Linked DNA regions of Homo sapiens: region 2 is linked to region 1. Evidence: read pairs that join two places in POLR2A ChIA-PET (ENCODE). Cell type or tissue: HepG2. All regions are shown on one strand. Each heading gives the region's core, and the rest is flanking DNA. Links, peaks and the distances in the headings are about the cores only.

Region 1 (7,610 bases), core at 2,293-6,292:
ACAAAGATGATCATTAGATTATAGCAATTGTGAGCAATTCCTGTTTCCTTACATATATTTCAGATATTTTCCAGATACTCTGCATTAAACATGTATTACTTTTACTAATTCTCTTCTTCCTGTTGCTCAGGCCAAGAATCTTGGAGCCGTCCTTGACTTTATTTCTCTAAAACCCCATATCTAATCTATCAGCAAACCTGTCAACTCTACCTTTAAAACAATTCCAAATCTACCTGCCCATTTCTCACCACTTCCACTCACGATGGTCCAAATCACCATCATCGGTAGCCTAGATTTCTGCCACAGCCTTATTTCTGGTCTTCCTGTTTCAACACTTGCACCCCCACCCACACCCCAGTTTCTAGAAAGAGCAGGAGGGGTCATAAAAGAACATTATAAGGAGTAAAAGAGAGTCCCATTTAGAGAGCAACAAGCTGAAGTCTAAAGAGGAACATCTCTAATGGGGGAATTGAGGAAAATGGCTAGAACATTTCAAGGAATACCAAAGTCTGACACTGCAGTTGTTTTCCAATTCTGTGTTTAAATCACATACTTCACCTCCCATTAGCCACACAAAACACACAGGAAAATATCTCTTATCCATTGTCGCTTTGCGTTGGTGTGATTTGGGGTTTCTTGTGGTAAATCCATTCAGAGAGAGCACAGAGAAGGTAGGAGGCAAAATGACAAACAGAGCAGGAAAGAAACTGGAGTAAGAAGTGACCACTCAGAAAGCTTAAGGCAGGGTGCTGGGTTCCCCACAGTGCATACAATGGAGGCTTCAGTCATTTTATTTCATTATGATGAGAGAAGGGACCTCAAAAGTCTGGGGAACGTAAGGCTACCCACTCAAGCATTTATGTTACATTAATATGTCAGGAAAGAGATAGGTTGATCAAATGCCACTTCCAAATTGTTTTCTAATTGGCTTCATGTGAATATCTCATGAGCAGAGGCAATGTCTCATTCACCTTCATTTCCCCCCGCACCTGCCACAAAACAGGTGTCAGAAAACATTTGTAAAACAAATGGATTAATGAAGAAGGAAGGAAAGAAGGAAGGAAGGAAGGAAGGAAAGGGAAGAAGGAATAGAGGGAGGAAAGGAGGAAGAAGGAAGGAAGGAGAGAATTTACAGGTAATAAGAATAGCTAGTGCTTCTTAAGTATTTTCTATAGCCAGGCATTCTAAGTGTTTTCATGTATTAACATACATAAACCTAACATAGATTTATGTATTTTCCCCAAAAGTCTTCAAGTACATTCTCATTAATTTAGCCATTCAACAACTATTTATTGAGAACCACTATGTGTCAGGCACCTTTTTAAGTGCCGTGGTACAGCAGTAATCCAATACAGTCACTGTTACAGGATTCACATTCCCTGACTTGAGATTAGAATTAAATTCCCTCTGGCTTTGTGTACCTTGTACATTTGTATTGTCAACTTCACTAGCGAACAGATTCATGGTGCACAGAAACTCTCTAATGAGACTAAAAAAGGAGCAGATGTTCTTAATTTCAAAAAGGGTGTTCATCAAAGCTGTTCTTATATAAGTTGTCCAGGTGCTGTTGGCTTCTGAAAATGCTTATAAGCACCAGAGCTAGAAACTCTGAGGGGATGTCCTCATTATTCCATTATATGAACAACTAGAAATGACAGGCAGAGTCAAAGCAAAGTAATTATCCTGTTAATTCAGGCCTCCCCAAAAGCTCCTTGTCTCAGCAGTTACCTTAGTTCACTAATAATTAACCTCACATAGATTTATGTATTTTCCCCAAAGGTCTTTCTCATTCAGTCACTCAGCAACTATTTATTGAGAACCTACTATGTGTTGGGCACATTTGGAAATGCCTGGGTACAGCAACATTCCAACAGTCACTACTCTCATAGAGTTCACATTCCCTCACAATTGAGGCAGCAGAAGAGCGATCCCCATTTTACAGAAAAATAAATGGAGGTTCAGAGAGGTTAAGTGACTCGGATCATGGATCAAGCAGAGAGATAATGGCACTGTATTCTGATTCTTACTACTTAGAATTCACAACACTATGACATGAAAAGATTGTTTTGATGAAATAGTTTACTGTAAAATGCTTTGCCATCTGTCACACACACACTGTGAAGGCTCTTGAACACATAAATCCTCTGTGGCATTGTTATTTAGAGGATTCAGTGCAAGGAGAGAGGTAGATAACCAGCAGGAAAGCTGTAGGTATCCTTGATTCCTCTCTTTCTCTCAAATCCCACAGCAAATCTTACCCAGAACCCAGTCACTTTACTCCACCTGCATTGCTATCACCCTAATCTAAGCCATCATCATCTCCCATCCAGACTTTTTTTTTCTTTTTTTCTATCCTTTGCTTTTTTTTTTTTTAGATGGAATCTTGCTGTCTCACCCAGGCTGAAGTGCAATGGTGTGATCTCAGCTCACTGCAGCCTCTGCCTCCGGGTTCAAGTGATTCTTTTGTCTCAATCTCCCGAGTAGCTGGGACTACAGGCATATGCCACCACACCTGGATAATTTTGTATTTTTAATAGAGATGGGGTTTCACAATGTTGGCCAGGCTGGTTTTGAACTCTTGACCTTAGGTGATCCTCCCACCTCGGCCTCCCAAAGTGCTGGGATTACAGGCATGAGCCACCAGGCCCAGCCTCATCTAGATATTTGAAGTAGATTTCTATGTGGTCTCACTGTCCTTCTCACCCTTGACTTTCCTCAACACAGCAGCCAGAGGAATATATATATATATATATATATATATTTTTTTTTTTTTTTTTTTTTTTTTTTTTTTTTTGAGACGGAGTCTCGCTCTGTCGCCCAGGCTGGACTGCGGACTGCAGTGGCACAATCTCGGCTCACTGCAAGCTCCACTTCCCGGGTTCACGCCATTCTCCTGCCTCAGCCTCCCGAGTAGCTGGGACTACAGGCGCCCGCCACCGCGCCCGGCTAATTTTTTGTATTTTTAGTAGAGACGGGGTTTCACCTTGTTAGCCAGGATGGTCTCGATCTCCTGACCTCATGATCCACCCGCCTCGGCCTCCCAAAGTGCTGGGATTACAGGCATGAGCCACCGCACCCGGCCGGAATATTTTTAATTTGGAAGCCAGATCTTGTCTCTACCCTGCCAAACACCCTGCAAAGGATTCCCTCCTTTCACAAAGAATTAAGAGCCAACATCTTTACCATAGCTTACAAGGCCCCACACAATCTGGCTCCCATTTTGCCTGACCTCATGTCCCACCATTCTCCCTTTCACTGTAATCATTCTAGTCACAGCAATCATCTCGAGGTCCTCAAATCCACAGGGCATGTTTCCACCTCCGGGCCTTTGCACATCCTCTTCTGTCTGCCTCAAAGATTTCACTCCAGATATCTGCATCTTTACGTCCTTCAGGTCTTTGCTCCAGTATCACCTTCTTAGTGAAGCCTTCCCTGATTCTCCTTTTTGAACTTGCCACATGCTCAAATATTTTCATTCCCCTTTATCTTGCCCTATTTATTTTCCTCATCACACTTACCACCCTTTAAAAAAAAAACTACAGAAATTGCTTATATATTATGTTCAGGAATTTTTCTTTCTTCTATTCACTTATGTATTCCCAGAAGCTACGATAATGCCTGCTATTACTGGTAGACACCAAGCAAATATAAGTTATTATTATTATTATCATCATCACCATCGTTTATAAATTCCAAAGAACAGGAACTATGAGGCTTATACAGAAAGAAATTTCTTCCATTTGGAGACACTATAATTCAGAAAATGTGATCAAAGGTTTTTATAGTCAAAGATATTAAATTGGAATCCCAGCTCTGCCATTTACTTGGGACGTTGGGTGAGATATTAATATTTGGCCTCTGTGAGTCTCAGGTCTCTTGAATATAAAATGGGAAAAATAATACCTATATCACAAGACTGCAGTACTGAAGAGAGGATATAATATACAGAAAGTGTCTAGTTTGATCAGAGCACAATTAATGTGAACTCTCTCAAATTAGTAGTTTCATTTTACGTTGGCCAGATTCTTATCTAATGGTGTGGCTTTGAATACATTCCTTCCACTCTTTGAGCCTCATTCACATAGCTCTACAATAAAAGGGTCCGTTGAGGTGTTCTCTCTCAGTATAAGCCCATGACCTTGACTGGCTTGGAGGGCTCCAAAGGGGCTGACGGGAACCTTGGGCCTCACAAGACATTGCTTCACCCTTTCCCATGGGTTAGCTAATCTGCAGCTGTTCATTACTGAGCCCTTTAAAAGTCAACAGATAATAACAGGAGATAAATAAAACCTTTGTCACTTACTGCTCTACCTTGGTTTTACACAAGTGCTGCCAGAATGAGTTGCAACAGGAACCTTTGAACAGACTAGTCAAATGTTATGTGCTGATAAACGTTTATTTAGAATGCAGTTTTTTTTTTCCTGGAATTTCTCAGTAATTAACCAACTGCTCTAATCAAGATCCTCTTAGGCAGCTGTTTAGAGTAGTTGTCCCCAAATTTCTCACCACTAGGTACTCCCCTTTTTGCTCCCATACCTCCTACACATAAATCCAAGTTTTCAAAGTTTTTTCTACCAAATAAACTGCATGCATCAGGTGATAATTCCTGTATTTTTCTTCAGAAAATATATTCCCTAATATGGGAAATGCCTGGAGGAAGCCTCTCTAGGTTCTTAAGGAGGGCATAGAAGCGACGAGAGTGGTGTCTTATAATTGATCTGTTAGAACAGATTGGAGATTGGAGACAGGAAGAGGAAAGAGCTGGAAACCTCAGCCAGGCTGGTACATTTATCCAGTAAAGTGGAAATGGCTCATGGTAATGGGGATAGAAAGTCACAGGTAGATCTGAGAGACATTTGGAAGAAAGAAGCAAGTCACAACCCCTGATGATGGCTCAGTAGTGTCACGGCTATAAGAAAAGGGTGGCCTTACTCTTTTGAATTAAATTGTTCTGGGTAAACACTAACATTGATCAATTTAACAAAATCTAGTGTGGCTTCCTCCAGGCATTTAAAATGGAGTTTGGGGGTCAGGTCCAGTGGCTCATGCCTATAATCCCAGCAGTTTGGGAAGCTGAGGTGGGAGAATCACTTGAACCCAGGCAATGAAGACAGACCCCATCTCTACAAAAATTTAGTCAGTCGTGGTGGTGTGTGACCATAGTCCCAGCTACTTGGGAGGCTGAGCTGGAAGGACTGCTTGAGCCCTGTGAGGTGGAGGCTGCAGGAGCCATGATTATGCCACTGCACTCCAGCCTAAGCAGCAGAGCAAGATCCTATCAAAAAAAAAAAAAAAAAAAAAAAGAAAGAAAGAAAGAAAAGAAAAAGAAATGAAGTTTGGATGCTGAAATGTTAAAAGATGTTTTGTTGGTTTAAGTGGAAAATGAAATAAAATATTTCAAATCAGAGCTTGCTTGGAAAATTCAGGAAGAATAATCGAGGTAGCAACTGCTCACTAAATCAAGTTTACAGGGCTTGTCTTGGCATTGTTCATTGTGCAACTTCCGTTTCCTATCCTCTTTGTTTCTCCTATGCCCACCCTGACAGGAAGGCCGCCTTTCCTCCACCTGTTGAAATCTTACATTCTCTCTAAGACTTAGTCCTATTTCTATCTCTTCTATAAAGTTTTTCAGGCAAGGCCAGTGGTTCTTAACCTTAGCTGCACTTTGAGATCACTTGGCACCACCAGTTTTCTGGAGTGCAGCCTGGGTGCACCCTCTGAGTGGTTCCAAAGTGTAGTTAATGTTGAGAACAATTATTATAGGCCTATTTTAGTCCCTGCACATAGAAAAAATAAACAAAACAGACAAAGCCCTAGCTTTCATAGAACTCATATCCTAGTAGGAAAATAAGCAATAAGCATATTTTTAATAAGGCAATTTCAAAGACACTTGCACTGCAGGTTTATAGCAGCAAAATTTGCAATCACAAAAATATGGAACCAGCTCAAATGCCCATCAATCAATGTGTAGATAAAGAAAATGTGATACACACACACACACACACACACACACACACACCATGGAATTTCTACTCAGCCATAAAAGGGAATGAAATAAATAATGGCATTCACAGCAACCTGGATGGAATCAGAGACCATTATTCTAAGCGAAGTAACTCAGGAATGGAAAACCAAACATCGAATGTTCTCATTTATTAGTGGGAGCTAAGCTGTGAGGACGCAAAGGCATAAGAATAATACAATGGCCAGGCGCAGTGGCTCACGCTTGAAATCACAGCACTTTGGGAGGCCCAGGCGGGCGGATCATGAGCTCAAGAGATCGAGACCATCCTGGCCAACATGGTGAAACCCCGTCTTTACTAAAAATACAAAAATTAGCTGGGCATGGTGACGCATGCTTGTAGTCCCAGCTACTTGGGAGGCTGAGGCAGGAGAATCACTTCAACCCAGGAGGCAGAGGTTGCAGTGAGCCAAGATCGCGCCACTGCACTCCAGCCTGGCCACAGAGTGGGACTCTATCTCAAATAACAGCAATAATAATAATAAAGAATGATACAATGGGCTTTAGGGACTGAAGGGAAAAGTTGGGAGGTGGGTGAGTGATAAAAGACTACACGTTGGGTACAGTGTACACTGCTTGGGTGATGGGTGCACTAAAATCTCAGAAATCACCACTAAAGAACACATCCATGTAACCAAAAACCAACTGTTCCCCCAAAAACCTATTAAAATTTAAAGATAAATAAGTAAATAAATAATAAGGTAATTTCAGAGTGATAAATAAAATAGATAAAAGTACATACAGTAATAAAACAAAAAGAAGCTAAGAAAGTTGAAGAGGCAACTTTAAACATTCTGAGGAAATGACATTGAACTGAGAACTGAATGTTGAGAAGGAGCCAAGATTTAAGGAAGGAGCACTTTAGACAGAGGGAACTGCAAGGTGGGCAAGTTTGAATAACAGAAAGAAGGCCTGTGAAAAAAAAGGATGAGTAGAACAATACAAGATTGAAAAGGAAGGCAGGCATCAGGTGATGTGCGGACTTGTAGGCCATAGTAAATCTTTGTTTTCTGTTCTACCTGTGAGGAAGAGCTATGGTAGATGGTTTGCAAAGATGGCCAAACAATCTTCGTGTCTCTGTATGGATGCTCCTTTGCAATGTGACTTTGAGGCTCCTCTAGTCAAGAGGTAAAGTCCGTTTTTCTTCTCCTTGAACTAGGTCTGGCCTGTAACCAAGAGAATGTGGAAGAAGTGACATTGAGGCCCTGCAGCTTTCATCTCTCCTTACAATGCTGCTCTGAGTCCATCATGTAAAAAAATAAAATTAGTCTAGCCAATTAGGGCATGAGTGCCATTTGGAGGAGAACCAGAGCACCATGATCAACAAATAGCATCAGCTCCCTGGGAGGCTGTCTAGTCCACCCAACCTCAGTCAAACTTGAGATGACTATAGTCACAAGAGTGACCAGGGGAGACCAGCAGACCAACCACCTAGCTGAGCCCAACCCACAGAATTGTGAGAAAATAGTTTTGTGTTCTAAAAACATAAAAACAGTGGTGGTGTGTTGTGCAGTGATAGACAAGTGATACAGGCATCTTTGGAGTTTTAAATAGGGAGCAAAATAACATTTATATGTTTTAAAGACCA
Region 2 (7,610 bases), core at 1,444-5,443, 380 kb after region 1:
CTCTTCCTCCTTAGGAACACCAATTATTCTTAGGTTTGGTTGTTTAACATAATCCCAGACTTCTTGGAGGCTTTGTTCATGTTTTCTTATTCTTTTTTTCTTTGTCTTTGTCGGATTGGGTTAATTCAAAGACCTTGTCTTCGAGCTCTGAATTTGTTTCCTCTACTTGTTCAATTCTATTGCTGAGACTTTCTATAGCATTTCGCATTTCTATGAGTGTGTCTATTTATTCCTGAAGTTTTGATTGGTTTTTATTTATGCTATTTCCTTGAATATTTCTTCTTTCACTTCTTGTATCATTTTTTGGATTTCCTTACATTGGGCTTTGCCTTTTTCTGGTGCCTCCCTGATTAGCCTAATAACTAACCTCCTGAATTCTTTTTCAAGTAAATCAGGGATTTCTTCTTGGTTTGGGTCCATTGCTGGTGAGCTGTTGTGATTTGTTGGAGGTGTTAAAGAACCTTGTCTTGTCATATTACCAGAGTTGTTTTTCTGGTTCTTTCTCATTTGGGTAGGCTCTCTCAGAGGTAATGTCTAGTACTGAAGGCTGTTGTTCAGATTCTTTTGTCCCATGGCATGTTCCCTCGGAGTGGTATTCTCCCTTTTTTTCTTTTCCTTTTTTTTTTTTTTTTGAGACGGAGTTCACTCTTGTTGCCCAGGCTGGAGTGCAATGGCACAATCTAGGCTTACCGCAACCTTCGTCTCCTGGGCTCAAGTGATTCTCCCGCCTCAGCCTCCCGAGTAGTTGGGATTACAGGCACCTGCCACCACACCAGGCTAACTTTGTATTTTTAGTAGAGACAGGGTTTCTCTGTGTTGGTCAGGCTGGTCTTGAACTCCCGACCTCAGGTGATCCACCCACCTTGACCTCCCAAAGTGCTGGGATTACAGGCGTGAGCCACTGTGCCTGGCCGGTATTCTCCCTTTCTTCCTGTGGGTGTGGATTCTGAGAGCCAGGCTGTGGTGATTGTTATCTCTCTTCTGGATCTAGCCACCCAGCAAGTCTACCAGGCTCTGGGCTGGTACTGGGGGTTGTCTGCACAGAGTTCTGTGATGTGAACCATCTGTGGCTCAGCTGTGAGTACCAGCACAGTATTTGGGTTGTCTCTCAGGTCCTGCAGGAGCAATCTGCTTCTTTCAGAGGGTCTACGGGTCCTCCCAGTTTTCCTGATTTATTCCTGTAGTGATTCTGGAGCAAAAATTCACTATGTGAGCCTCCACACACTGCTACGTCCATCCGAGTCGGAGCTGCAAACTAGTCCTGCCTCCCGCCTGCCACCTTGTCCCTGAACAAGTAATTTTTCTTCAGAGTTAAGAGTAGTTTCCAGTATTTATGACTTCTAAGCTGTTTTTTTTTTTTAAATTCTTTTCTTTTTTTTTGAGACAGCCTCACTCTGTGCCTGGGCTGGAGTACTGTGGCACAATCGTGGCTCACTGCCGTCTCAAACTCCTGGACTCAAGTGACCTTCCCACCTCAGCCTCGCTAGTAGCTAGGATTATAGGCATGAGCCATCATGTCCAGCTAATTTTAAATTTTTTGTAGATACAAGATCTCACTCTGTTGCCTGGGCTAGTCTCAAACTCCTGGGCTCAAGCCATCCTCCCACTTTGGCCTCCCAAAGCGCTGGGATTACAGACATGAGACAACACTCCCAGCCATCCAGGCTTATTTATACAAGCTTTGTTAGCATGTACCAAAGGAATTATAATCTCATTCTATAATCTGTACTTTTTTTTCTGAAAAAAGTTACAAAATTCCTTCCTTGCATTTTAAACTTGACCCCTGTAGATACCTGGTAGTGGAATTGCTAGATTAAGTTTAACTGTTTTTTAATTTAATGTTTTCTTAGAGAAATTTTCAAAAATAAACAAAAGTAGAGAATATAGTATGTTGCACCCTCATGTAGATGAGTTAATTTTCATTCTTCATTATCTCTGTTTTGAACAAAACTAAATGATCCAACTTTTATAATCTCTTAACTTTCGTTTTACCATTGTGAAAGTAACGTACACATTGTATTTTAACAATAAAGAAGAAAAAGCCAAAACAATGCTTGTACGCTTGCAGTTTTAGATATCTGCTCAAACGTAAGTATATTCATTTGTTAGGGCTGCTATAACAAATACCACAGACTATGCAGCTTAAACAACAGAAATTTATTGTCTCACAGTTCTGAGGCTAGAGGTCCGAGATGAAGACTTCAGCAGGATTATTTCTTCTGAGACTGCTCTCTTTGTAGATGGTCATCTTTCCCCTTTGTTTTCACATGGTCTTCCTTCTGTGTATGTGTGTATGTCCCTCCTGTTCGGTTCTTATAAGAATATGAGTCATAATGGACTAGGGCCCACCCAGTGAACTCATTTTACCGTAATTGTCTGTTTAAAGGCTTTAGCTCCAAATACATTCTGAGCTACAGGGGGATAGAATTTCAGTAAATGAATTTTGGAGGGACACAATTCAACCCATAGCAATAAGTATAGCATTGTTAGTCTTGTTTTTAATGCATGTATTTCTTTTACATATTTAATTTGCACCCTGCTTCTTTCCCTTCGTGATATCAGAATATTCAAAGTTTCTACAAGCTGCTTTTAAGTATTATTAACTACATACTAATCTGTTTTATAAGTAGACTTCTGTTGGAAACTGCATATAGATCTTTCTTTTTTTTTTTTTTTTTTTTGAGACGGAGTCTCGCTCTGTCATCCAGGCTGGAGTGCAGTGGCGCGATCTCGGCTCACTGCAAGCTCCACCTCCCAGGTTCACACCATTCTCCTGCCTCAGCCTTCCCAGTAGCTGGGACTACAGGCGCCCGCCACCACGCCCGGCTAATTTTTTGCATTTTTAGTAGAGACGGGGTTTCACTGTGTTAGCCAGGATGGTCTCGATCTCCTGACCTCGTGATCCACCCGCCTCGGCCTCCCAAAGTGCTGGGATTACAGGCGTGAGCCACCGCGCCGGCCCTGCATATAGATCTTTCTACTGCTTAGTGTCCTGGGTTCCTTTTTCAGTCCCACATCTGCTATCGGGGTTCTTTCTGTGCTCTAGTCTTGGGCAGCATTTGCTCCCTAGTCTACTCTGTGACTACCATCATCAATCAATCTACGTTGAGATATTCCCTTTACTTCCTTTCCTTCCAGAGTGTGATGCAGTCTCTGCAGCACCCACTTTATTTCTATTCCCAAAAGGCAGGCACCTCCACTTCACAATTGCATGTCTCTGATAGACTTAAATTGTAATTTTTCTCTGTTTGTATATGTCTCATGTAATAAACTACGAACTTTTAAGGAAAAAGGACCATGCCCTATTTTTTTGTTTTCTTTGTGCTTAGGGTAAGACAATGTAGTTGACATTCAGTGAATCTTAAAGGAAAGTGAATGAATAAATAAATAACATAAGCAAATAAACCATATTCAGGACATTGTTACAGTGTTCCCTCTCCACTGGTATCTCACACCTTTGATTTATTTTTCTTAAATTTAGTCTAAATGCTCTAGATATGCATAACTTTAGCTTTTGTAGGAATAAATATGTCTGAATTTTTAGAATAAAAGATCTTCAAGGTGCTCTGAAAACAAAATGTCTTTTATGGTAGAAAAATATGTATATTTCAGGAAGTGATATACCCTCTAATTGTAAATATTAGTTTATTTTAGGAGAGCTATGAAAGAGTGAATTCATTTTATTATTCAGGAGATACTTGGTTTTTACATTACTCCAAGCACTATTATAGGCCTTGATTAAAAGTGGGGAATAAATTTATGCACGGTCCCTCCTTTCAAGGAGAACCTGCTAGCATAGCACTTTCATAAGAAATTGGTTAACTTAGCTCTCTCATTTTAGAAGATATAGATTAAGATTCAGGTTGTAAAGTCTACAGAAATATGTGATCGAGGACCACTTTGATGTGATACTTCATCAAGAAGGTAATGTTTTTAGAGGTTTGCTTCTTGGTAAATACAACCTTAGGAAAGAAATTGAAACAGTGCTTCCTGTTTTATGCAGTTAGTTTTAGATTAATTTATATATTCAAAATATTCATGTGTTTTATATATTTATATGTTATAGATATTTTGAAATATTAAAACATTTTTTCAGTTAGGCATGGGAAATTTTTTTTGTCTATCTAAATGTGTTTGTTATCATTCCAATGTATCACTTTGATTTTGTAAATAATACCTCAAATTTGTTTTATCTTAAGAAAGAATAAAACTGACTAAACATGTATTTTTTGTTCTCAGGGAAGATTTAGAACCATCCAATTAAAAATTTTTAAAAAACATCTTGTCTCCACAGTTCCATCTCCCAACCTCTATAGCCAGCTGAATGCACTACAGTTTACTGTGGATGAAAGAAGCATTCTATGGTTAAATCAATTTCTGTTGGATTTAAAACAGAGTCTTAATCAGTTCATGGCTGTGTACAAGTTGAATGACAATTCAAAATCTGACGAGCATGTTGATGTTCGAGTTGATGGCTTAATGCTAAAGGTATCATACAAACAAGTAGTAGTAATGATTTAATTTTGTTCTTTTTATTTTATGATTTGTGCGTATATGTATGTTACATTGATTATTAATTCATGTTATGTTTTTTAAAAAGATTCTCTTCTTAGTGGTCATGTAAGTCCCCTTTACTCAATTTAATAAGATTTGAGGGGAAGAGTTAGTGTTTTACGTCTTAATAGGAAAGTAGTATTTTGGGGGAAAGGTCAAGAAAAAGAATTTCTGAGCTAAGTCATGTTCTTTTATCTTCAAGATGTATGGATTTGCCAGTTGGATGAGATTAATTTTTCTTCTCTTCTAGTTTGTCATTCCTTCTGAAGTGAAATCTGAATGTCATCAAGATCAGCCACGTGCAATTTCTATTCAGAGTTCTGAAATGATTGCCACAAATACAAGGCACTGTCCAAACTGTCGACATTCTGACCTAGAAGCTTTGTTTCAAGACTTTAAAGATTGTGATTTTTTTAGTAAAACATATACCAGCTTCCCCAAATCTTGTGACAATTTTAATCTTCTACATCCAATTTTCCAGAGACATGCTCATGAACAAGATACCAAAATGCATGAAATTTATAAAGGAAATATTACTCCCCAATTGAATAAAAACACTCTTAAAACTTCTGCTGCCACGGATGTTTGGGCTGTGTACTTTTCTCAATTTTGGATAGATTATGAAGGGATGAAAAGTGGAAAAGGACGGCCAATAAGTTTTGTAGACTCATTCCCTCTTTCCATTTGGATTTGTCAACCAACAAGATATGCAGAGTCACAAAAAGAGCCGCAGACTTGTAATCAGGTATCTCTAAATACATCACAAAGTGAATCTAGTGATCTGGCTGGCCGATTGAAGCGGAAGAAGCTCTTGAAGGAGTATTATAGTACAGAGTCTGAGCCTTTGACAAATGGTGGTCAGAAGCCTTCTTCATCAGATACATTTTTCAGATTTTCCCCTTCCTCGTCAGAGGCAGATATTCATCTCCTAGTTCATGTTCATAAACATGTCAGTATGCAGATTAATCACTACCAGTATCTGCTTCTACTTTTCCTGCATGAGTCACTTATCCTGCTTTCAGAGAACTTAAGGAAAGATGTAGAAGCTGTAACTGGCAGTCCTGCTAGTCAGACATCCATTTGTATTGGAATTTTACTTAGAAGTGCAGAACTGGCTCTTTTGCTCCATCCAGTGGATCAAGCAAATACTCTTAAGTCTCCTGTTTCTGAAAGTGTGAGCCCAGTGGTACCTGATTATTTGCCTACAGAAAATGGGGATTTTTTGTCTTCAAAAAGAAAACAAATTAGTAGGGATATAAATAGAATTAGAAGTGTAACTGTTAATCATATGTCAGACAACAGATCTATGAGTGTTGACCTTAGCCATATCCCTTTAAAGGATCCTTTGCTTTTTAAATCAGCTAGTGATACAAATCTGCAAAAAGGCATTTCTTTTATGGACTATTTATCAGATAAACATTTAGGGAAAATAAGTGAAGATGAAAGTAGTGGACTTGTTTACAAAAGTGGCTCAGGAGAAATTGGATCAGAAACAAGTGACAAAAAGGATTCATTTTATACAGATTCAAGTAGTATCTTAAACTACAGAGAAGATTCGAATATACTTTCATTTGATAGTGATGGTAATCAAAACATACTTTCAAGTACTTTAACTAGTAAAGGAAATGAAACCATAGAGTCCATCTTTAAAGCTGAAGATTTGCTTCCAGAAGCAGCTTCACTCTCTGAAAACCTGGATATCAGTAAAGAAGAGACCCCCCCAGTTAGAACACTTAAATCACAGTCATCTTTAAGGTAACAACATTTTATTGGCCTTTTTAAAAATTAATTTATTTTGTGGAGCGTGTGTGCCTATGAGTGTATTTTGTTTTGAGGCAGAAAAGCTCATGACAAAATATGGCATTGTTAACATGTAGAAGAGTAGATGTTTCAAAATATGAAAACACTTTGAGCTTATACGTTTAAATATAATTTCAGCTATGGATGCTATATACATATTTTAATTCTCTTAGAAGTATTTTTTAGATAGAATTCTTTTCTCTATATGTAATAATTTTCTAATAATTTTGTTAACAGTGGAAAGCCTAAGGAACGTTGCCCACCCAACCTGGCTCCTCTCTGTGTTTCTTATAAGAATATGAAAAGAAGCTCTTCACAAATGTCATTGGATACCATTTCACTTGACAGCATGATATTGGAAGAACAGTTATTAGAAAGTGATGGAAGTGATAGCCATATGTTTTTGGAAAAAGGTAAAGTTATGATACGGCTTAAGAATTCATATTACGTACATACACCTTAGGAGAAAAGGGATGCTTTTAGTTATATTCAGTAATTGTTAACTGTACCCATGCTTTTTAAAGTTACTGAACATAACTAAAAATAACTGAATATTTCTACTTATATTTAGTAATTGTTAATTATTAATAATATTTAGTTATTTTTAGATATATTCTAATTGTTCATTATAGCCCCCCAAAAAGACTTATTTATACATACAGGGACTATGCAAGAGTACCTAACTTTCCTCTAATGGTTGTTCCATTGTTTCTTTTAACCAGATACTCCTGCCTCTCTATGGCTGAGATCCAGCAATTATATGTATGCAGTCATTTAGACCATAAAGCAGGCGACATTAAGGCTACCAGCCTCTATTACAGAGACTCCTATATTTGGAAATTTGATTAGGTGGGCTTAATTTGCATGGTGAATTCTACTGATTTACAAAATTAGGATTCTTTCACATATATGATAGTATATGGTGTAACTACATGATTTTCCCATTTTATTGAGAGACAACCAATGCCCCAGTAAAGACTGCTAGAAATGACTTAGAAGGTGTTAGTTGCATCTCCCTCATTAAGGCATTAAGGAGTTTGTAAACAGGAATTAGAAGCATGGGCCATAGTCAGAAAGTAGTTGCTGCAGACACAAAAACATAGGATACCAGAGGCAAATATGAATTACTTTCTTTTTTCTTTCTTTCTTTTTTTTTTTTCACTCTGTCGCCCAGGCTGGAGTGCAGTATTGTGATCTCAGCTTACTGAAACCTCTGCCTTCGGGTTCAAGCAGTTCTCCTGCCTCAGCCTCCCAAG

The links. ChIA-PET counts read pairs that join two places held together with the same protein. Peaks named below come from ENCODE experiments on the same cell type or tissue, not always from the same donor. Only the 100,000 strongest peaks of a DNase experiment are listed, where the experiment ranks them.
Region 2: POLR2A ChIA-PET joins it to region 1 with 8 read pairs; 2 of 35 experiments call an interaction of 5 or more read pairs at or near these places.

The regions. Positions count from the first base shown.
Region 1 is chr12:100,434,215-100,441,824 of GRCh38, reverse strand. No RefSeq gene overlaps it. Among named protein-coding and RNA genes, the nearest start is that of NR1H4, 36 kb to the left of the region's middle. In HepG2, for the core only: no CTCF peak of the experiment used is centred there; a DNase peak (open chromatin) is centred at 4,234; H3K4me3 peaks cover 426 bases.
Region 2 is chr12:100,056,728-100,064,337 of GRCh38, reverse strand. It overlaps BLTP3B (bridge-like lipid transfer protein family member 3B), which reads left to right. Exons shown (of 21, transcript NM_015054.2): 13 at 4,295-4,488; 14 at 4,805-6,309; 15 at 6,592-6,767. Among named protein-coding and RNA genes, the nearest start is that of ANKS1B, 76 kb to the right of the region's middle. In HepG2, for the core only: no CTCF peak of the experiment used is centred there; no DNase peak of the experiment used is centred there.